Regions from separate parts of the Homo sapiens genome. Here all the other regions are linked to region 1. A link is an interaction called in ENCODE POLR2A ChIA-PET data of the cell type or tissue named here. Cell type or tissue: endothelial cell of umbilical vein. All regions are shown on one strand.

Region 1 (2,500 bases):
CACTATGTTGCCCAGGCTAGTCTCGAACTCCTTGACTCAAGTGATCCTCTTGCCTCAGCCTGCCCAAAGTGCTGGGATTACAGGTGTGAACCACTGTGCCTGGCCAAGAGTTACTTTTAGATGAAATGTGTTGTTACCTTTCCCCTTGAACAACCACCACTTCTAAATTAACCTTCACTTCTGATGCTGGGGTCACAGTTGGAAATCTTTATTTTTCTCTTCTCTTATGGCCTCCTTATTCAGGCAGTCACCCTGAAAATGTAGTACAGGTAATACTTTCTCAACTGGAATGTCTCTTGATCTCTCCTCTATTTCTCTCAACCACTGCCCCAATCCAAGTCTAAACTTCCCATCCTTAATTTCAACATCTTCTGGGTATAGTGTCTTTGTCTTTTCTTTAATTTTTTATATGTTTCATATTTTTCATATTGATCTTCAAAGAATAACAGTCGTGTAATTCGGGTAGAGTTGTGAACACAAAGATTCCATCAACTGTTAGTAAATGAGGCAGCAGTGTTGTCTGGCATTGTCAAAACTTTAGACAGGACCCTACATTGCCAGGAGTCTTAACTTCTTATCTGGTAAAAGAGAGGTTGAATTAAAAGAGATATCTCTAAATTCCTTTTCATCCGTGACATTGCCTATACCATTTTATTTGCTCTATCATCTTGATGGCATTGCTCTTTAGTCTATTTACAAAATATTACTTATTTAAATAGCTTGGTCTAGGGCTGGGTGTGGAAGCTCACGACTATAAACCCAGCCCTTTGGGAGGCCCAGGGGAGTTTGAGCCCAGGAGTTTGAGACCAGCCTGGGCAATATGGCGAAACCCCATCGCTACAAAAAATTAAAAATTAGCTGAGCATGGTGGCACATGTCCGTGGCCTCAGCTATTCGAGAGGCTGAGGCAGGAGGATCACTTGAGCCCAGGCTGCAGTGAGCTGTGTTTGCACCACTGCACTCCAGCCTGGGTGGCAGAGCAAGACCTTGTCTCAAAAATAAAAATAAAAAAAGAATAAATAGCTTGGTCTTACAGAATGTTTTATTACCAACACATTTCAAGAAAGGAAGTTATAAGAGCAAAACTGTTGTACTTAGGGTGTTATGAATGTTTTCATTTGTTATGACAGTTTGACTTGTATCAGAACCCACCACACCTTATCAAACCTCACACTCTTCCTTTTCACCCACCAACTGGCCCTTTTGTTCCAACCAAGATGATTTATTGAAACTCTACATCCTGCCTTATATTCTCTTTGCCACTGGGCCTTTGCTAATGCTGTTTTCTTTGCCAGGCTGACTTTTGCTTCTCGGTCTTTGACGATTATGTCTCTCTTTTCTTTTTTTTTCACCACATGGGTTTAGTCTTCTCACATAGGTAATTAGAGTAGGTAGTCTTGAGCGGCAGTGTCTCCATCATGTCACCAGTGTCTCTTCTTCTTGTATCTTATGTTTTCTGTCTTCTATTCTGCTCATTGTCTCTCCTGATCAAAAGATGGCCTTTGCACCCCAGCCCCACGTGTCTGTGCCAGGGAAGTAGAAGAAAGCTGTAAGGAGAAAATAAAATAGAAAGTCCTTGCCTGGCATGGTGGCTCATGCCTGTAATCCCAACACTTTGGGAGGCTGAGGCAGGCGGATCACCTGAGGTCAGGAGTTTGAGACCAGCCTGGCCAACATGGCAAAACCCTTTCTCTACTAAAAATAGAAAAATTAGCTGGGTGTGGTGGCATGCACCTGTAGTCCCAGCTACTTGGGAGGCTGAAGTAAGAGAATCTGGGAGGCGGAGGTTGCAGTGAGCCGAGACTGCGCCACTGCACTCTAGCCTGGGAGACAGAGTGAGACTCCATCTCAAAAAAAAAAAAAAAAAAAAAAAGAGAAAGTCCAGTAGAGGCTGGGCGTGGTGGCTCACGCCTGTAATCCCAGAACTTTGGGAGGCTAAGGCAGGCGGATCATTTGAGGTCAGGAGTTAGAGACCAGCCTGGCCAACATGGTGAAACCCTGTCTCTACTAAAAAATACAAAAATTAGCTGAGCGTGGTGGTGTGCACCTACAATCCCAGCCACTTGGGAGGCTAAAACACAAGAATCCCTTGAACCCCAGGGGGCAAAGGTTGCAGTGAGACAAGATGGCGCCACTGCACTCGAGCCTGGGCAACAGAGTGAGACTGTCTCAAAAAAAAAAAAATTACAAAAAGAACATCCAGTAGACTTTCATGTAAGTCCCATTGACCAACACTGTGGAATATGGCCACCCTTGGGCTGTGAAGGAGGTTGGAAAATGTAGTTCTGTGGTTAGCAATATTCCTGCTCTCTCAGAAAGAAAAAAATAAATAAATAAAAGGACAATGAATTGAGGGAAGGCAGCTAGTAGTGTCTGCTCCAGTCTCTAAAAATAGAAAATTTTCAGGCTGGGCACAGTGAGTCACACCTGTAATCCAGTATGTTGGGAGGCTGAGGTGGGAGGATTGCTCAAGCGAGTTTGAGACCATCTTGGGCAACAT
Region 2 (2,500 bases), 100 kb after region 1:
TGGAGTCTCACTCTTGCCCAAGCTGGAATGCAGTGGCACGATCTCAGCTCACTGCAACCTCTACCTCCTGGGTTCAAGCGATTCTCCTGCTTCAGCCTCCCGAGTAGCTGGGACTATAGGCACATGCCACCACACCCGGCTAATTTTTGTACTTTTAGTAGAGGCAGGGTTTCACCATGTTGGCCAGGCTGGTCTCGAACTCCTGACCTCATGTAATCCACCCGCCTCGGCCTCCCAAAGTGCTAGGATTACAGGTGTTAGCCACTGTGCCTGGCCAGAAAACTTTCATGTATCAGAGGATTTTTTTTTTTTTTTTTTTGAGACGGAGTCTCACTCTTGTTGCCCAGGTTTGGAGTGCAATGATACAATCTCTGCTCACTGCCACCTCTGCCTCCCAGGTTCAAGTTATTCTCCTGCCTCAGCCTCCTGAGTAGCTGGGATTACTGGTGTGTGCCACCACACCTAGCTAACTTTGTAGTTTTAGTAGAGACGGGGCTTCACCTTGTTGGTCAGGCTGGTCTTGAACTCCTGACCTCAAGTGATCTACCCACCTCTGCCTCCCAAAGTGCTGGGATTAGAGGTGTGAGCCACCGCCCCTAACCCAGAGGAATATATATATATATATATATATATATATTTTTTTTTTTTTTTTTTTTTTTTTTTTTTTTTCTGAGATGGAGTTTCGCTCTTGTCACCACGGCTGGAGTGCAATGTCACACACTTGGCTCACTGCAACCTCCGCCTCCTGAGTTCAAGTGATTTTCCTGCCTCAGACTCCCGAATAGCTGGGATTACAGGCACCTGCCATCACACTTGGCTAATTTTTGTACTTTTAATAGAGACAGGGTTTCACCATGTTGGCCAGGCTGGTCTTGAACTCCTGACCTCAGGTGATCCATCTGCCTCGGCCTCCCAAAGTACTGGGATTACAGGCATGAGCCACCGTGTCCATCCAAGAATATTTTATGTATCAATTATGAACCTGGTAAAACTTCTGCCAGAATTATTGTAACCTGTATAGAAAGCATGTAGACAACTGAAAGAAAATACTTTTCCTTTTTTTTTTTTTTTTAGTTTTAAATAGAGATGGGACTCTATGTTGCCCAGACTGATCTCGATCTCCTGGGCTCAAGTCATCCTCCCGCCTAGACCTCCCAAAGTGCTAGGATGACAGGTGTGAGTCTTTTTTTTTTTTTTTTTTTTTTTTTTTGAGACGCTCTGTTTCTCAGACTGTACTGCAGTGGTGGTATCAGACTGTAGTGCAGTGGTGGTATCACAGCTCACTGCAGCATCAAACTCCTGGGCTCAGGCAATCCTCTCATCTCAGCCTCTCAAGTAGTTAGGACTACAGGCACTTGCCACCACACCTGGCTAATTTTTTAGAAAAAATTTGTAGAGACAAGGTCTCATTATGTTGCCCAGGTTGGTCTCGAACTCTTGACCTCCAGCCATGTTCCCTTCTCAGCCTCTCAAAACATTGGGATTACAGGTGTGAGTCAAGGTGCCTAGCCTGAAAACATTGTTTCATATCTATCAACAGAGACCAACTCTTCACCAGCCTATAAATAATCTCAACTCGCTATTCCCACTAGGTTCATTTCCAGTAAAATAAATAAATACAAGTACATTAAAAAACCTAACAAAACAAACAACCTTGGTCAGGACAGAGAAAAGTACAAAAAGGTTTTCTTAACTAAAAACAAAAACAAAAACAAAAAACAAATAAACAAAACAAGCCAATTGTGTCTTACTTATGTTTTATTAAGATTTTAGAAAGAAAATATTAGCATAGAAGTTTCCTGTGAATTTCCTAAGAGCTTGAAACAAAAATAAATGATCAGAAATGTTTGGGAAATACTCTAAATGAAAATATTTTGTCAAATTTTTTATATTCCAGTATTTAGTGACTCTGTTATCTATATACTGTTGTGTAGTATTTTTTTTAACTTCACAATATAAATGAACATCTTTTTCCATCAACACAAACTAGATCTACAACATTCTGTTACATGGCTCCAGTGTAGCCCACTGAAAGGTTATATTATTATTTATTTATTTCTATTTTTTATGATAAAAACAGTCATAGCCAACATCATACATAAATTTTTTTAACACCTCCAAAGATGAGCATTGATTTTTTGTTGTTGTTCATGTATCTTTGCACACTTGTCTAATTACTTTCTTAAGACTTCTCAAAGTGGAACTGTTAGGTCAAAAGGGATATTTTTGTATTCCTATTGCCAGATTGCCTTCAGGAAAGATTATATAGGTTTATCTTCCCTTTGAGAATATATAACATTGTTCAATTTCCCAATCTTTAATGAAAACCGAGCTAGCTTCAGTGATTTTTTTTTTTTTTTTTTTTTTTTTGAGTCAAGGTCTTGGTCTGTTGCCCAGGCTGGAGTGCAGTGGCGCAATCACGGCTCCCTGCAGCCTCAGCCTTTCTGGGCTCAAGTGATCCTCCTGCCTCAGCCTCCCAAGTAGCTGGGACTGATTTTTT
Region 3 (2,500 bases), 94 kb after region 1:
AATTTAATCGTAAATGTTAATTTATACAATGGCATTTAATGTTTCCTCTGATAGTTTCTGTAACTTGTAGATGTCAGTCATATAAGAAATTAAAAGTGGCTTCATGTATATAATTCAGGATAGCTATTTATGCATTCTACTGTATATTCAATTAAAAGGAAAAAATTAATTTTAGATTTGTCTTCCTCATTAATGTTTTTTTCACCTGAGTTCCACATGAAAAGTGTTCTTTTCTGTTAAATGTGACAATCTTTAAATTCAGTTTTTGTTGTTGTTGTTGTTGTTTGAGACAGTCACACTGTCACCCAGGCTGGAGTGCAGTGGCGCGATCTCAGCTCACTGAAACCTCTGCCTCCTAGGTTCAAGTGATTCTCCTACCTCAGCCTCCCAAGTAGCTGGGATTACATGCGTGCACCACCACACCGGCTAATTTTTGTATTTTTAGTAGAGACGGGGTTTCACCATGTTGGCCAGGCTGGTCTCGAACATCTGACCTTGTGATCCACCCTCCTTGGCCTCCCAAAGTGCTGGGATTACAGGCGTGAGCCATCACGCCCGGCCTAAAATCTGTTTTTATTTGTATGCCTGTGAATATTTTCTTTGAAATGTTGCAGCAGGTTTCAAAACTGGTGTATTAGTCAAGGTTCTCTATAGGGACAGAACTAATAGGATAAATGTATATATGAATAGGAGTTTATTAAGGAGTATTGACTCACACGATCACAAGGCGAAGTCCCACAGTAGGCTGTCTGCAAGCTGAGGAGCAAAGAAGCCCATCCGAGTCCCAAAACCTGAAAAGTATGGAAGCCGACAGTGCAGCCTTCTGTCTCTGGCCTAAGGCCTGAGAACCCCTGGCAAATCGCTGGTATAAGTCCAAGAGCTTAAATAGAGAAAATTATTAGGAGTTTAATGACCCAACAGCAGGGTATTAAACTCAGTATGAGTCCCTTTTGAGACTAAGGCCTGGCCTGTATGCCCATGAAGCCAGCCCTGCATGAATTGCTAATATACTCATTTCACCATGTTTATGCTATGTTAGGTAAGCAACTCAATCTCCAAATTCCCTTTTTGATAGTCTGCTTACTATGTAATTGAGTCATGGGAGCAGATCTCTCATGAATGGTCTAGCACCATTCCCTTAGTGATAGGCAAGTTCTGGTTGTTTAAACGTCTGTGGCACCGGGCCAGGTGTGGTGGCTCATGTCTGTAATCCCAACACTTTGAGAAGCCAAGACAGGTGGGTCGGTTGAGGTCAGGAGTTGGAGACCAGCCTGGCCAACATGGTGAAACCCCGTCTCTACTAAAAATACAAAAATTAGCCGGGCGTGGTGGCTCACGCCTGTAATCTCAGCTACTTGGGAGGCTGAGGCAGGAGATCTCTTGAACCTGGGAGGCAGAAGTTGCAGTGAGCTGAGATCATGCCATTGCACTCCAGCCTGGGCGACAGAGTGAGACACCATATCAAAAAAAAAAAAAAAAAAAGGTCTGTGGCACCTCCCTCCTCACTGTCTCGTGCTTGCGCTTGCTTTCTCTCTCTCTCTCTCCATGTGATTTGCTGGCTTCCCATTTCACCTTCTGTGATGATTAGAAGCTTCGTGAGGCTCACCAGAAGCAGATGCAGGCACCACATTTCTTGTACTGTCTGCAGAACCTTGAGACAATGAAACATCTTTTCTTTATAAATTACCCAGCCTCAGGTATTTCTTTTTTCTTTCTTTCTTTCTTTCTTTTTTTTTTCTGAAATGCAGTTTTGCTCTTGTTGCCCAGGGTGGAGTGCAATGGTGTGATCTTGGCCTACTGCAACCTCTGCCTCCCGGGTTCAAGCCATTCTCCTGCCTCAGCCTCCTGAGTAGGTGGGATTACAGGCGCCTGCCACCACACCCGGCTAATTTTTTGTGTTTTTAGTAGAGATGGGGTTTCACCGTGTTAGCCACGATGGTCTCGATCTCCTGACCTCGTGATCCGCCCACCTCAGCCTCCCAAAGTGCTGGGATTACAGGCGTGAGCCACCACACCCAGCCCAGAAGAAGCCTTCATCTAGATATCATAAAAATACTAAACTTGGCCAGGCAAGGCGGCTCATGCCTATAATCCCAGCACTTTAGGAGGCCAAGGCGGGAGGATCACCTGAGGTCAGGAGTTTGAGACCAGCGAGACCAACATGACAAAACCCCGTCTCTACTAAAAATACAAAAACTAGCCAGGCATTGTGGCACATGCCTGTAATCCCAGCTACTCAGTCAAAAAAAAAAAAAGATTATAATTCTCTTTCTTTCTTTCTTTCTTTTTTTTTGAAGTAGGGACAGGATCTTGCTATGTTGGCTACACTGGTCTCAACCTCCTGGGCTCAAGTGATCCAACTTGGCCTCCTAAAGTGCTGGGATTACAGGCGTGAGCCACTGCACCTGGGATTCTTGTATAGGTGGATTACTGCTTATAGGAGGCAGGATAATGAATCCTTAAACATATCAATGTCCTAATCTTCAGAATCTGTAAATGT

The links. Peaks named below come from ENCODE experiments on the same cell type or tissue, not always from the same donor. Only the 100,000 strongest peaks of a DNase experiment are listed, where the experiment ranks them.
Region 2: POLR2A ChIA-PET joins it to region 1 with 9 read pairs; 3 of 35 experiments call an interaction of 5 or more read pairs at or near these places.
Region 3: POLR2A ChIA-PET joins it to region 1 with 6 read pairs; 2 of 35 experiments call an interaction of 5 or more read pairs at or near these places.

The regions. Positions count from the first base shown.
Region 1 is chr6:110,938,326-110,940,825 of GRCh38, reverse strand. No RefSeq gene overlaps it. Among named protein-coding and RNA genes, the nearest start is that of GTF3C6, 19 kb to the left of the region's middle. RefSeq lists a silencer at 2,274-2,474. In endothelial cell of umbilical vein, no CTCF peak of the experiment used is centred here; a DNase peak (open chromatin) is centred at 1,205.
Region 2 is chr6:110,835,883-110,838,382 of GRCh38, reverse strand. It overlaps a transcript of AMD1 not described here. Among named protein-coding and RNA genes, the nearest start is that of SNORA40C, 11 kb to the left of the region's middle. In endothelial cell of umbilical vein, no CTCF peak of the experiment used is centred here; no DNase peak of the experiment used is centred here.
Region 3 is chr6:110,844,021-110,846,520 of GRCh38, reverse strand. It overlaps a transcript of AMD1 not described here. Among named protein-coding and RNA genes, the nearest start is that of SNORA40C, 3.3 kb to the left of the region's middle. In endothelial cell of umbilical vein, no CTCF peak of the experiment used is centred here; no DNase peak of the experiment used is centred here.